3 separate regions of the Mus musculus genome follow, and regions 2 and 3 are each linked to region 1. A link is a loop called in an ENCODE intact Hi-C map of the cell type or tissue named here. Cell type or tissue: heart. All regions are shown on one strand.

Region 1 (5,000 bases):
CTTGTGACAGTTGTCTTTAGTCTGTTTAGGGCTGGGCTTACAGGTGGCCACTCCGTTGGCAGTTAGACTGGATCAGACTGCCGAGACTGAGTCCTGCCTGGCTGTATTATTGGATTTCGAGCTCCTTTACATTCATTTGGTATGTGTGTGATGTGGAGGTAGGGTGGGCAGGTCAGAGGTCAGCTCTCAGAGTGGATTCTCTTCCACCTTTACCATGGATTAGAACGGGTCAGACTCAGGCCACCATGACTGCACAGGTAAGTGCTTTGCTTACTGAGCCATCTTGCAGCTCCAGGGCCATTCTTTTTCATTTTGACATGGGTTTTTTTTTTTTTTTTTTTTTGGTTTTTCGAGACAGGGTTTCTCTGTAGCCCTGGCTGTCCTGGAACTCACTTTGTAGATCAGGCTGGTCTTGAACTCAGAAATCCGCCTGCCTCTGCCTCCCAAGTGCTGGGATTAAAGGGGTGTGCCACCACACCCAGCTCGACATGGGGTCTTCCTTTGTTGTCTAGGCAGGTCTTGAACTCCTGGGCTCAAGGTGTCCTCTTCTTGTCTCAACCTCCCCAGTAGCTGGGATCATGTGAGTGCCCCGCTCCTTCCAACCACTTAGGTCAATTTCTACTTTCTCAGAACCTCAGTTTTCCCATCTGGATATTACTTTGAATAGCAATTTTGACTTAAGAAACAAATGACCTCTGTACAATGCTTGATTCATTGCTATTAATCAAAGTAGTGGAAAGAACAATTTGTTTCTTGGAGCTAACCCAAGACCTTAGGCATGTGATACAAGGGCTGTGCATACCAGTCCAGCATGTCTGTGTTTGTGTGTGCTAGGGTTCTTTTTGCTTTTGAGACAGGGTCTTGCTATGCAACATAGTATAGAATTAAGAATCCTTTTGCCTCAGCCTCCCCACACCTGGCAAGCACTTTGGAGGCTGGGCATAGAGCTCAGTGGTGCAATGTATGCCTAGGACATGTGAAGCCTGAATCTGTCCCTCACAGTGTTGGCACTCCCACTCATCTCCAGGGTTGTACGCCCCACACATTCCCTTGTCTCCAGGGTTGCACGCCCCACACACTTGTCTCTAGGATTGCACACCCCACACACTCCCTTGTCTCCAGGGTTGCACACCCCACACACACCCTTTGTGAGGCAGGGTCTCACTATGTAGTCTAGTCACACATTTGCAGAGATTTGCCTCTGCATCCGGAGTGCTGAGAATAAAGGTGTGTACCATCTGGCTACCTGGACTTCCCTGGGGTGGGAGAGGGAAATAGGGTCTCTGGTAGCCCAGACTAGTTTTAAATCTACTGTGTGGTTGAAGTTGGCCTTGAGATCCTCTAACTCTTAAGTGTTGGGATTAAAGAAGTACCATCATGCCCAGCTTTTCACAATTTTTTGTAAGTTATATTTTTATTTTATGCATGTGTAGGTGCCTGCCTGTATGCATGTGCACCTCATGCATGCTTGGTGCTCAGGGAGATTAGGAAAGGCTGTCAGAACTTATAGAACTGCTGGAAACCAAACCCAGGTCCTCTGTAAGAGCAGCAAATGCTCTTAACCACTGAGCCATCTCTAGAGACCCTGACAGGACCTTTTATCTCTTTGGAAATTCAAGCATGGTGGTATATGTTCTAATGCTAGTTCAAGGCCATTCTGAGCTACATAACAAGTTTGAGGCTAGGCTACATGAGACCCTGTCTCAACCAACCAACCAACCAAACAAACAAGAAATACTCTCTACTATGGGGAGCTAAGGCAAGAAAATGGAAAACTTCAAGGCCAGCCTGGGCTCATAACAGCACAAATCTTGCCTCATTAAAACAAAACAAATCAACAAGAAGAAGAAAAAACAACTGTTACACTAATTGCTTATGCCAGCGCTGGAGAGGTGAGTCTGTCAAATTCTGAGGAGCCTTCTGAAGTTCTTTATGGACGATGAGAGCACCCTAGCAGGCAGGCATGGAAACTTGTTCAAACGGTCTGGGACATAATGGAGGGCAAGAGCTAACTCTGTCAGGTTATCCTAGGACCTCCGTATGCACCAACACTACACTGAATAAATGCAATATAAAATAGCCAGGTGAGGGGGTGGCTTTAAATCCCAGCACTTGGGAGGTAGGGGCAGGCTGATCTATGATGTATGTAAATTTAAGGCTAGTCTGGTCTACAGTGCTAGTTCTAAAACAGCCAGGGGCTACACAGATCCTGTCTCAAAACACCCCCCCCACCCCCCCCCCACACACAAAGTAAATAGGGCTGGAGAGCTTAGTGGTTAAGAGCACTGACTGCTCTTTCAGAGGTCCTGAGTTCAATTCCCAGAAACCACATGGTGGCTCACAACCATCTGCAATAGGGTCTGATGCCCTTTTCTGGTGTGTCTAAAGAAGAGAGCAATGGTGTACTCATATACATAAAATAATTTTTTTAAAAAGTAAAAGATAATAAAAATTGAAAAGGAAAAAAATCTTTTTGAGTTGTTCTGTGCAGTGGACTTGAGCGAAGAGGCTGGCTATGTCGCAATCCTAATTCCCGCCCAGAGGAAGGCACCGCCCCGTTGAGGGAGGGCAGCGGACGTGACGCAGAGCTCAGCAGGTCCTGCAGCCGGAGTGAAGTGCGGGCTCGGGCCCCATGTGCCTTCAGTCCCGGCCGGCCCAGGTCGCCGGCTTCTGCAGACACCAGGGGACCGCAGCGGCACTGCCGCGCCTGCGCCCTGGGCGGAGTCATGTCCGGTAACGGCGGCGCGGCCACAACCGCGGTGAGTTCTGAGCCGGTGACCGATGACCCGCACTTCTCGGGGCTTTCTGGGTGCAATGATTGGCCCCGGGTTGCCATGTTCTCGTCGTCTATTGGTCGGAATAGTTAGCTGTCATTTTCCCCCCCCCCCCAAGGTTTTTTTTAAAGGGCCAGTAACTAGGTTGCCCTAAGGCAGGGAAGGAGTGATCTCGAGCAGTGGGGGCGGGGTTGTGAGTGGAAAGGTGGTCCGCCCTGGGATTCCATCCCTGTAGGCTCTGGCTGGATCTCTGTTGTTCCCGGCCAGTAAAGGATTATACACAGACAAGATCCTTTTCACGAAGAAGGGGCTGAGGCAAATCCAGCTATCTCGGAATACGATCCACTTCATTCAGGGGAGAGCACACCCCACTTCTTAAAACTGTATACAAACATCTTGGAGGTTACACGCCTTCTCCCGTTCACCGTTATGAAGTCACCCAGCCTTAGCCACCCACAAAAGTCCTAGTAGAGACACACCTGAATTGCTATTGTGAGCGGGGGAACCCACCCCTGGGCCTTGTCATTTCTGGCCTGCCTGGAAAGTTCTGAACTTGTGGGCAGGCTGCCTGAGATAAGGCTGAGCTGGGAAGCCTGCTTATCTCCTGCCCAGGCAGTAAGCAGTAGTCTTGGCTATGAAAACATTTTTAGAGCACAGGGTTAGGGTAGGAAGGCCTGGATTTCAGCACCCACTTTCTGTCTGTTCATAGCTGTGAGATGTTTAGACAGTAATTTGACCACTCTGCATCTTTGCTTCTGTGACACGGGTGGAAGTACCTACCCTGTCTAACCTAGTAGGGTTGTTGCAAGGACAATATGCAGACACGGCTCAAATGCTGTTCTGGGTCAATTAATTAAAAAACAAATTGTTTGAACTTAGCAATTCCTTTCTATGGGCTCCCTGTTGTCCGAAATTTCTGTGTTATTTCAAGCCCAGCTAAATTGCAAAGGCTATCTCAGAGTCGTTTGTTGGAGGGATCTTCAGCAGTGGAGTAGACTGGAGTCCAAGAGCAAGTTTTCACCTTCAGTGACCAAGAACTTGAGTGTCTGGTTATAGAAGAACCTGTGAGATGAGGAACCTGGTGCAGGGAAGGGGGACAATCTGTACAGTGACTCCTGTCCCCTTTGTATCAGACTGCAGAACCCAGTTCTACCTGCTTGGCCCTAGACACCTTTATCCAAGGCGCCTTAACAAAAGAAAGAGGTGTGTCCTTTTGAGCTCTTGGCTCTGGCTTAAGACACCAGAGGAAGCCAGTAGGCAATGACTGTTAGGCAGTTTATTCTTGTAGTCTTCTGGGACTTCTTGAGGCATGAGGTGGCCTTTAATTTAACAAGCCCTTGATGGGATGATGTTCCCAAAGTCACCCAGCCAAGGGCATGAAAGGGCTGTACATTAGCTTGGTTGATTTCAGTCCTTGTTAGGAGTACATCCTGGTGGTACTAAGGGATGCTTAGTGACTCACCCAGGGCTTAGTGAGGCCTTCTCAAGTGCCTGAGTTGTTGTGGACAGTGAGCTTGTTCTCTAGCAATGGGAGGCTTCGGCTGTCCTGCCCCAGCTTCTGTAGGCCCCACCCTCCAGCAGGGCCCACCCTCACTGTGCCGAGGCTGATGGGCCTTATCATTTTGCCCACCTGGCTGTGTGCAGCCCTCCCACTCAGAACCTCCTTGGCCAGGCTGGGCTTTGGGGCTCAGTGTCCTGTTGCTGCTGCCACAACAGATCCTATTACAGCTTTTCCTCTGGTCTTGCTTCTCTGGATCCCGTAGGAGGGCAGAAGGTACCAAGGAAGATTCAAGGACCAGTCCTGGGAGTCTCTCCTTCCTAGCAGCCTCACCTGCCTAGGACCTGGGAGTCCTCTTTCCTAAGCCTGTGATCCTAGTTCTTTGAATGAGGAAAAGATCGTAACCTAGGGACTTTCTTCTGCAGGAAGAAAACGGCTCAAAGATGAGGGTGATTCGAGTGGGCACCCGTAAGAGCCAGGTGAGTACAGACATAGCGCGTTGTCTCAAGAATTGTAATGCTCACAGGGTCACTAGTGGGACCCAGAGACTCACAGGGTCACTAGTGGGACCCAAAGGCTAGCATTGAGCAAATAAGAGTGTGTGAGAGTCGATTTCATGGGGTACAGAAAAGAGAGTCTCTGGAGCAGGGAAATGATTGGGGTACAGAGAAGGGACTCTCAGGGCAGGCCTCATGTGAGAAGTCTAACCCCTTTCATTGCTTTCTTGG
Region 2 (5,000 bases), 210 kb after region 1:
GTTCCCTGAATTCGGCACTAACCTGAGGACTGGAAGTCTACGGTGGCATCTCCCTAAGTTACTGGGATGGTGCTGAGGCCTCTGGCGTTACTGCCCCCCATCCCCATTCTGTGTCAAGTACACAAAACACGTTCTCAGCAGACTTTGCTGACACAAAGGATGTTCCTCTGTCCTGAGCCGAACTTCAGTCTTTCCCATGTTTCTGTGTAAGGAGCTGTTAGCTTACTAGGAAAATCAAAAAGAACACAAACCTGAAAGTAGCACATTTCTGTGCCAGGTAGACAGCGTTGGCTGACTGGTAGATACCTGAGCTACACTCCCAGCTACTCTCAGATGCAGAGCCTGAGTTTAAGAGTGGTTTGGGCAGTGTTGGGAGAACACACAACCCCTTCAGCCCACAAGACGTTTACTTAACATTTATTTTGCCTTACAAGTATCTGCTTTATCTAAAGGAGCCTAATAGGATAATCTTTTTTTTTTTTTTTGGTTTGGTTTTTCGAGACAGGCTTTCTCTGTGTAGACCCGGCTGTACTGGAACTCACTTTGTAGACCAGGCTGGCCTCGAACTCAGAAATCCGCATGCCTCTGCCTCCCAAGTGCTGGGATTAAAGGCATGCGCCACCATGCCCGGCCTAGGATAATCTTTAAAGATTTTAAAAAAGAACTCTTTAAAAAATAGAATAGCAGCAGCAGCAGCAGCAGCAGCAGCAGCAGCAGCAAGTAGCCTCCAGCTGGTAGGAAAGGATCAGGGGACACTCACTCAGCCTAGACATGGTCTATGAAGACCATCCCTTTTGAAATTACAAACCAAAGATGGGTTAAGGACTCTGGAGAGACTCGAAGGGCTATGAACCAGAACAGAGAGCAGAGAGCATAGTCTGTGTGGAGTGAGTGGGAGTAGAGCCTTCAGCTCATCTAAGACACCAGAGAACAGAGCTTCCCTCTCATGAGGACTTCCTTTAGCCAGGAGTGAAACCAGCATACGAGAGAAGAACCGGGAGGCGAGAGGCAGCATACTGCAGCTAGGCACACAGGCTGGATGGGAGAGTGGGCATCCCAGTCCAGTCACCTACAGCCCTGTGTGGCTGGGGCTTTCCATTCCTTATTACAGTGGGGAAGAGTAGAGTTGGAGGTAAAAAGACAAGGATGCCCACTCCCTTTGCTGGGAAGGATGGCCTGGGCGGAGGAAGGAAATGAATATAGTGTGCTTGCAGCTGTGATGAGGAGATGGGGGTGGGGGGAGCGGTGAGCGGCAGTCTTGGCATCTGTAGAGGTTGAGGGGCCGGGGTCTCCATCTCCCCATCGCCCCTCCCATCCCTGTCCAGAAAACAGGACCCAGGAGCGGTGGCAGGGGACTTTAGAGAGTAGGGGGGATCTGTTCTGGGAGGAGACTGTGCAGAGTGAAAACCAGGGTGCGTGAGAAGGGGGGGTCAATTGCTCCAGAGAACACCAAGCCAGGAAACCGGATACTAGGGGTGGGTGGAAGATGTGTAGGAAGGAATTGAATGGAGGGAAGCAGGCCCTACTCCGGCCGGACACGAAGTCTCACTCATGTCCTTCGCACCTGACCCAGGGCAGGAGGAAGGAGGCGCACACTGTATTGGGGTGCACACCAGCAGCAACATGGAAGAGGGGGAGGGTGGCTTTCTGGAGGGGGGATGGGAGGAGCTATTTTTAAACTTGGAAAAACCGTGAGTTCATCTCCACCCTTGGAGGCGGCAAAGGCCCTATTGTGCAGGGGTCAGAGACGGGGGAGCCAGAGAAGGGGGTGGGGGGGGGGAAGCTAGTGACACAAAGGGGAGGATTATGTTGGAGCAGAGTGGGGGAGGGGCGTCTTCGTCACAGCTGGCCTACTGAACCTTAGGGTTGCACCGGACTTGGGCTAGGGTGGGGACTTCCACGGGCACAAACCCCGCTGTTGGGGCGCTGAGGTCTGCAGCATCCGGTGGTTCGTGCTGGGGAGGGGGCTGGATGGTGGGATTCCCACCGCCTGGCTTTCCCATGTACTGCTGGGTCTGTTCCCAGGCTCCCAACATTCCAGGACTCCCCTGGGAACTTAAGGCCTCTTCTCTTGGCCCCTTCCTTGCCGTAGAGTTGGGATGTGGGGAGGCAAGTATGAACGAATCAGGATATTTGTTAGACTATGAACCCTTAAAGCCAACAAGGCAGCAGTGATTGAGGTATGTTGACAGGGGTCGTGGCCCTTCCATCCTGCTCCCAGCCCTTATGTGAATATTTAGACATTAGACTGCCACTCTTGTCCCTTCTGAGCCTGGGGGTCTCTCCTTGTGGAACAGTCCACAGGCCCACTTCGCAGCGTCCAGGGTCTCTAGTGCACAGAAGCAGCCGAGGCGGGAAGGCGCTGCAGCAGCCCGAAGCTCCGAGGTCCTGCCCAGGGGATGCCGAGGGGAGGCGGGGCATCCGGTCGTCCTCACCAACCCAAACATTACCAAAAATGCTCAGGCGGCTCAGTCGAGTTGGGAGGGGGACCATAGGACTCTCCGGAAATCTCGAATCCGGTCTCAGAGTCTTTCCCAGCGCGGTACTGAGCGGTGATTCAGTCGGTCCTGTCACTCCTCTGAAAGGGCGGGGTCAGGTCCCGGGGGAGAACGGGAGTGCGGTGCCGCTGTGCCTCAGGGTCCAGGGTAGAGTGGGACCCCGCGGGCAGGATTCTGCCCAAGCACCGGGTCCCAGCAGCGGGCTCCCTGCGCAGAGCAAGTCAAGTCACTGGTGAAGTCCTGGATCTGAGGCTTCTAGGTTCATACCCTCGTCCCATTTCCCGGTCCCCAGCTTAAATCTGGGGTAAGGAGGATGTAGGGGGCCCAGGCCGGATGCTGGAAGTTTATACCTACTCCCACCCCCAGGAAGTTTCACATCCTCTCTCCCAAATACCACCACCCAGGGGGAGGAATGTCCCCAGAGGGCTGCTTAAGTTTGACTTTGCATTGTCCTGGAGGCTGATAAGCTGGGGAGCTTGTGGGAAATCCGAAGTCACATTCTGCTGGCCCCTGTGTTCTCGGAGGACGTAACACCCTCAGTCCTTAAGGCTGTCAACCCAGAAAGGGACCTGACAGGGTTGGGATCTTACGGTAGTTGACTTGAGAATAAAGGAGATAGACAAGGCCCACCTGCTGGCTTCCCAGACTGCATACCTAGACGGTGAGAATTCTGGTTTCAAGTGAAAAACAAAACCAAACAAATATTATAAGGATGTTTTCATTTTAATCCCAGATATGGGATATGGGACTGCTTCAGATTGTCCATAGCTGCTAACTATGATTTGTCTCCTGCTGTAGCAGGGGTGTGGTTTTGCCAACAGCAGATAGTTTCTGGGGACTTTTCAGAGGGTATATAAATCCCAGAGCCCAGAGAGACAGGGTGGGCTATGGTTTAAGTTGTCTGGTGCAAAGAAGGAAGACGGTATTAGATATCCTGACTCCATAGCTCAAACTCTCCCTAAGGAACTCTGCCCCTGATCAGCAGGAAGTAGTCTATAAAGTCGCCCCTTCTTCTTCCCCTTTCTCCTATCTAGTGTTAGGGGGTTGAAAGTGTGGGAAGGGGGATGGAGAAGGGTGGAAGGAAGAAGAACCCACAAGAAGCTAACACCCCGCTACTTTGGGCCACCAGGGGAGCTTCAGTGGATCATGGGATTTGGATCCAAACTAGCCGGGGAGGTGCAGACCTGCTTCTCTTGCAAGCATCTGTCCCGCTGGAAGCCGTGAGGGCTCAAACACTGAAGGAACTGGTGGTCTTGAGACCAGCTTACTACCTAACAGAACCAGGACAGAGTTCTGAGGGACAGAAGGAGCTGTGCTCTCTTTACAGGGAACTTTACAGCCTAGAACTTTTACTTAGGGGTCACTTTGGTGAGCCAAGTTTATCTTGATCTTTAAAAGAGAAAATGAGAAAGGGTGGGTGTACTTGAACAGGCCTTTCGTCCCAGCATTTAGAAGTGAAGATAGGAGGATCATGGTTTTGAGGCCAGCCTGGATTTATATAGTGAAATGTTATCCTTAAAAGAAAAATTAGCATTTAGCTGGGTGATAGAAGCCAGCTTCCTATTTTAATTCCACTCCTGGGGAGGCAGAGGCAGGTGGGTCTCTGAGGTCAAGGCCAGCTTGGTTTACAGAGCAAGTTCCAGGACAACCAGAGTTGTGTTACACAAAAACACCTTGTGTCAAGACTCAAAAAAACAACAACAAACTTTCAGAGGAAACTCTGGGCAGCATAGCCCATGCTTTCCTGGTACTTGGGAGGCTGAGGTAGGGGGCTGAGGCTAGCCTGGGCAAGATTTCAAGACCCTTTCTTTTTTGTTTCTGTTTTTGAGACAAGGTTTCTCTGTGCAGCCCTGGCTGTCCTGGAACTCACTCTGTAAACCAGGCTGGACTTGAACTCAGAAATCTGCTGCCTGCCTCTTTAATTCAAGACCCCCCCTTTTTTTTTTAAAGATATTTATTTATTATATGTGTACACTGTAGTTGTCTTCAGACACTCCAGAAGAGGGCATCAGATTTTTGTTATGGATGGTTGTGAGCCACCATGTGGTTGCTGGGATTTGAACTCCGGACCTTTGGAAGAGCAGTCGGGTGCTCTTACCCACTGAGCCATCTCACCAGCCCATAAATAAATCTTTTTTAAAAAATTAAATTTTGTCTTGATTGGCCTTAAACTTCCTATGTACCAAGGATGGCTTTGCACTTCTGGTCTTCTAGCCCTGGTGCCCTGAGTTCTGGTATCATAGGCATGTCCCACCTTGCCTGTTTCATGCAATGCTGTGGATCAAACCGAGACTTCGTGTGTGCTGGGTGAGCGAGCATCTGCCAATGAACTACAATCCCAGCAAGCAATGAGGGTCTGAAGAAAGGTCAGTCATGAGAAGAGCCAAATTAAAGGCTGAACTCTGTGGACTCAAAAGAAGGTAGAACAGGGACTCAGAACAGGGAGTGCCAGAGCCTGGTCCCGGGACCTCTGCCAGCCAGGAGAGTCTTTCTGGAACCGGG
Region 3 (5,000 bases), 51 kb after region 1:
AAGGAAACAGAAATGGAGGTAGGTCAGGAAGTGACCCTAGAGAATGCCAAATACTCAAGGGCCAGGAATCAAGCTAGAAAATCTATACAGTTTCCTACAGAGTGGATCTATTTTGATAAGCTTATGTCACATATATGATCATGTGTGTGTGTGTGTGTGTTTTGCCTTTATGTATGTAAGTATATCATAGTCAAGCAGTGTCCATGCAGGTAAAAAGGGTGACCAATCCTCTGGAACTGAAGTTAAAGACAGGTGGGTGCTGGAAACTGAATGTGGTTCTCTGCAAGAGCAACAAGTGCTCTCGCCTGCTTAGCCATCTCTCCAGCCTCTTTTGTTGTATTCTTGAAGTTGAAATTCCTCAAAAGAATTAACTCTTTTTTTTTCTTTATTTTTAAAGATTTTATTTATTTTGTTTATGAGTATACTGTCACTGTTCTCAGACACAAAGAGGACATCAGATTCCCATTGCTGTGGTTGTGAGCCACCATGTGGTTGCTGGGAATTGAACTGAGGACCTCTGGAAGAACAGTTAGTGCTCTTAACCACTGAGCCATCTCTCCAGCCCCCACCCCACCCTTTTTTTTCCCCAATTGAAAAACATTAGACATAGTGGCACTTACCTTTAATCCTGACACTTAAGGAGACAGAGGCGGGCATTGGAGGTTAAGGCCAGTCTGGTCTACAGAGTGAGTTCTAGAATAGCCAGGGCTACATGGAGAAATCCTGTCTCAAAAAAACTTAAAAAAAAAAAGTGTAGTATATGTGTGAGTGTCTGTCCCTGGGTACATGGTATGTGCACTCTCACCTGTTTTCTCGACTAACCAGTGAGCTCTGGGGATTTGCCTTTCTCTGCCCCTGATACCATGCTGGGTAGAGCTTTTACCTAAGTGTTGGGTGTCTGGGCTCAGATCCTTGTGTTTGTAGAGCAAGCACTTACTGACCGAGCCATCCCCATGCATATTGCCCTTTTGTTGGCTCTCTTAGTCCGTGTAAAGGGAGTATTCTTGGGGACCTTAGATCCTTAGATAGCTGCATAGAAGGATTTCTGAACTTTAGCATCTTCAGGACGAAGCCTTCCTAAACTGTCCAGGAACTGTGTCTGCTTCACCACCACCAGCACCACCTGTGTGAGGCAGGATCTCCCTGAGCTCGTTTGACTTGGGTCTTCTGTCTTGTGCTTTGTAAACAAGGCCCTGGCTTTCCTTCCCAGCTTTGCTAAAAAGAAAACGAAAAGGAGCTAGATGGTGGTGGTGCACCCTTTTAATCCCAGCACTTAAAAGACATCCATGTAGATCTCTATGAGTTCAAGGATAGCCTGGTCTATTGAGAGAGTTCCAGGATAGCCAGGGCTACACAGAAATCCTGTCTTGGGGTGAGAGTAGGGGATGATGAGGACTGTTTTTTTTTCTTTTAAATTTTGCTTTGAGAGGCAGGCTTCAGATCTTTTGGTTCTCTTCTCTAACCCGCTTCCTGGCTGCTGGGATTACAAGTATGTACCACCATACTCAGCTCCTGATTTCTTACTGCAAAAACTGCCTATTACAGAAGTGTAGTGGTACACACCTAATACCAGCATTCAGGAGAGTCCAGCAGATCCCTTGAATTGGAGGCAAGTCTGGTCTATGTTCCAGGACATTCAGGGCTATGCAGAGAGAGCCTGTCTCAGAAATAGATGGCCTTTGTAAAGAAAAAACAAAAGGCTATATCAATTTCTATTGAGTCTTTGCTATAGCTTAGGCAGATTACGTGTAGAAGTTCGGGAAGACTGCAGGAAGAGGCTTCCTCCTAAGCAGTAACACAAAGAAGGCAGCCCTAGAAGGATTGCAGTGTTTGAAGGGTTTGGTGCGATGGGGATACCAGGGAACCCAGGAGTTGGGAACTAGTGTGGCTGCTTCTCAGAAGAGCACTCAAATATGAAATGAATGAATAAACTGCTCAGGACTGGAATAAATGAAGAGCATGGTCCTTTCATGTAGTGTAGCAGGAAGGGGTAAAGAAATCGTTTCTAGACCATGCTGGGAATTGAACTCAGGTCCTCTGGAGGCAAAACGGATGAGCCAAAGGGTGTTACAAGACTTCAAGTTCTACTGAGGGAAGGTAGATAAAGAAAGAGACTTTGGTTAAGACCAGCCCTATAGTATTTACCTAACAAAGGCATAAGTTCAGTTTCCAGTTGTGACAGTTAATTTGCCAACTTGACGTAATCTAGAGTCACCTGCAAAGAGAGTCTCATTGAGGGACTGTCTAGATCTCGCTGACCCATTGTGAGCATGTCTGTGTGGGATTATCTTGATTGTGTTGAGGTAAGAAGATCCACCCACTGTGGGTGGCACTATTTTCTGGGCAGGCAGATCCTTAGTGTAGAGACAGCTGAACACTGGCAGGCATGTGTGTATTTGTTCTCTGCTCTTGACTGTGATATGTGTCAAGTTCCTGACACCTTGACTCCCCAGTAGTCTGTAACTTTGGAATTACGAGCATAATAACCCTTTGTCCCTTAAAGTGCTTTTAGCAGGATATTTGTCACAGCAACAGAAAATGAAACTAATACACAGTAACATGTGTGGACTGGAGAGGTGACACAGTGGTTAAGAGCACTTGCTGTTCTTCCAGAGGATTCAGGTTCAGGTATGAGTACCCACAGGTAGCTCAAGGCCATCTATAACTCCCAGTTCCAGGAGATCTGATGCCCTCTGCTGGCCTCTGTGAGCATGAAACGTGCATGTGGTACACAGACATACATGCAGGCAAAACACTCATCCACATAAGTAATCCTAAAAGACAAAAAGGCTTTGGTAGAGAACTTGGCATTCACTTCCTATCAAAGGAACTATCATGTAACAGGAGAGAAAGACGCGGCTCTAGGGGCCATGAATGTAGCTCAATGGTAGAACACTTGTTTAAATGCTTGATTAAATTATTTTATGTCAGACTTGAGTGTGGTGGTGCCTTTAATCCCAGTAGAGCTCTGACTGGTCTACACAGTAAATTCCAGGACAGTCAGGGCTACACAGAGATACCCAGTCTCAAACAACTAACATTATTTTATATTCTATGTTAGTCTCTTTCGCTATAACAAAAACAAAGAAACCTATGAGGTATACAAGGCAAAAAGAATTTATTTTGGCTTTTTTTTTTTTAAAGAGGTTTCAGGCCATGCCTATAGTTGTTTCTGGGCCTACAATGAGAAATCGTGGGGGGAGAATGTGGGGGACGGGAACTGCTCAGCTGTGGTGGCTAGGGAATAGGAGGACAGGGACAAGATACTCTTTAAAAGCAAGACTCTCGCCAGGGCAGTGGTGGTGCATACCTTTAATCCCAGCACTCGGGAGGTAGAGGCAGGTGGATTTCTGAGTTCGAGGCCAACCTGGTCTACAGAGTGAGTTCCAGGACAGCCAAGGGTACACAGAGAAATCCTGTCTCAAAAAAACAAAAGCAAGAAAGACTCTCTGAAGATCATCATGCCAGAGTTCAGAACGGTTACCACTTACTTGCCTGTGTTTGGGAGCCAAGAAAGAGAGGATGAACTTTGCTGCTGTACTGTAGAAGCGAGGAAGCTCTCTCCTTTTTGAGCACCCCCTTTCCATCCCGAGCAGCACCTCCCAAATGTCCAGCAGAGACTCTTCTTCTTGACAGACTTACAGGTTTAGAGTTGAGCCAGTTGGTGGGCAAGAGAGATCACACTGGACAAAGACTCGGGGTGCTGGGAACAACTGGACCAGTTCCCAAATCTCCAGTCTAAATCCTTTTTGGATCCCACAGGACCCCACCACACTCCTTTCCCCCCCATAAAGCTTATCAACTACTCACACAAATCCTTGTCCAGAGCAGCCTGTTGCTTAGATTATCGCCTAGCACTAAGCTGAGATGAGAATTATCAACCGTTGCATGTCTGGCCATAGGAAATCTTCCGTGGAAATAAACTGCTTGGATGGAGGTAGTGGGAAGGGCTAGGTAGGAATGGGAGGATTCTCTCGGGGAACAAAAAAGATAAATCTTAGGGAATAGGCAGATATGTATTTGGAGAAGCGGGGGAGATCTGGACATTAAGAAAAGTCTGTCACAAGATGACTTAGAAGATGAGGTCTATACTAAGCAAAGACCCACTCTAGATACTAAGTCAGAAACCTTAGGAGTGGAACCCAGCACATAAGTCTTTAGCCTTTCAGAGGATTTGGGGTGAACACTAAAGTGTGACAACCACTGTTGGTAAGGTACAAGGTCTATCTAGGATAAGTGTGGCTTCTCCTTTGCCAAGAAGTGGGGTATCGTTCTGGAGAAAGAAAATGATCCTGAATCATGGGCAGCATTTCCCCCTCCCCGTGCTGGCACCCCTACCCCCAGGGCTGCATGGTCTCTGAGAATCACAAGGCTACCCTTGACCTCAAGGTCCTCCTCATTCAGTGCCAGGACTATGACATGTGCCTCCATGCCCGACCAGTTATGCTGTGCGTTTGCCATCTCCATGTTCCTGATGAGGCGAAGAGATGAGGAACCTGCTCAAGAGAAGACTCCGTGGGGTTGAGGTGGTGGGGGTGGGGAGAGGTCAGCAGGCACAGTGTGCAATAGTAAAAGCTTTCGTGTGCGGTGCTGAGGGTTGAACCACTGAGTTGTACCCTCAGCCCTGGGAAAACCATTTCTGATGTGTTATAACGGTGGGCTAACTGTGGGTGCCAGTGATTGGATACTTCAAAAAAGCTAGTAGGTTGGATATATCCAACAGAAAGAAGTGATAAATATGTGAGAAGATAATATATACTATTACTCAAGTGTGAGGGTTTCAATAAGAATTATGCCCCCCTCATATATTTGAATGCTTAGTCACCAGGAAGTGGCACTGTTTAAGAAGGATTAGGAGGTGTGGCCTTGTTGAAAGAGGAATGTCACTGGGGATGGTCTTGGAGGTTTCAAAAAGCTCATAGGAGACCCAGAGTGATGTGATGGTGGAGATCTCTCTCTCTCTTGCTCTCTCGCTCTCTCGCTCTCTCGCTCTCTCTCTC

Evidence for each region. A loop is a pair of places that touch in the nucleus more often than their neighbours do. Peaks named below come from ENCODE experiments on the same cell type or tissue, not always from the same donor. Only the 100,000 strongest peaks of a DNase experiment are listed, where the experiment ranks them.
Region 2: it touches region 1 in a loop (2.2-fold over the local background); 6 of 42 quality-filtered maps call a loop at or near these places.
Region 3: it touches region 1 in a loop (2.3-fold over the local background); 15 of 42 quality-filtered maps call a loop at or near these places.

The regions. Positions count from the first base shown.
Region 1 is chr9:44,341,769-44,346,768 of GRCm38, reverse strand. It overlaps Hmbs (hydroxymethylbilane synthase), which reads left to right and starts at 4,388. Exons shown (of 14, transcript NM_001110251.1): 1 at 4,388-4,548; 2 at 4,698-4,751. The coding sequence starts at 4,716. In heart, no CTCF peak of the experiment used is centred here; DNase peaks (open chromatin) are centred at 2,788 and 3,338; H3K4me3 peaks cover 3,118 bases; H3K27ac peaks cover 3,522 bases.
Region 2 is chr9:44,127,700-44,132,699 of GRCm38, reverse strand. All of the region lies in intron 1 of Gm10687 (predicted gene 10687), which reads left to right. Among named protein-coding and RNA genes, the nearest start is that of Gm10687, 4.3 kb to the left of the region's middle. In heart, no CTCF peak of the experiment used is centred here; DNase peaks (open chromatin) are centred at 1,509, 1,899 and 2,569; H3K4me3 peaks cover 1,608 bases; H3K27ac peaks cover 3,931 bases.
Region 3 is chr9:44,290,370-44,295,369 of GRCm38, reverse strand. It overlaps a transcript of Hinfp not described here. Among named protein-coding and RNA genes, the nearest start is that of Abcg4, 4.6 kb to the right of the region's middle. In heart, a CTCF peak has its summit at 2,700 (motif pointing left); a DNase peak (open chromatin) is centred at 2,699.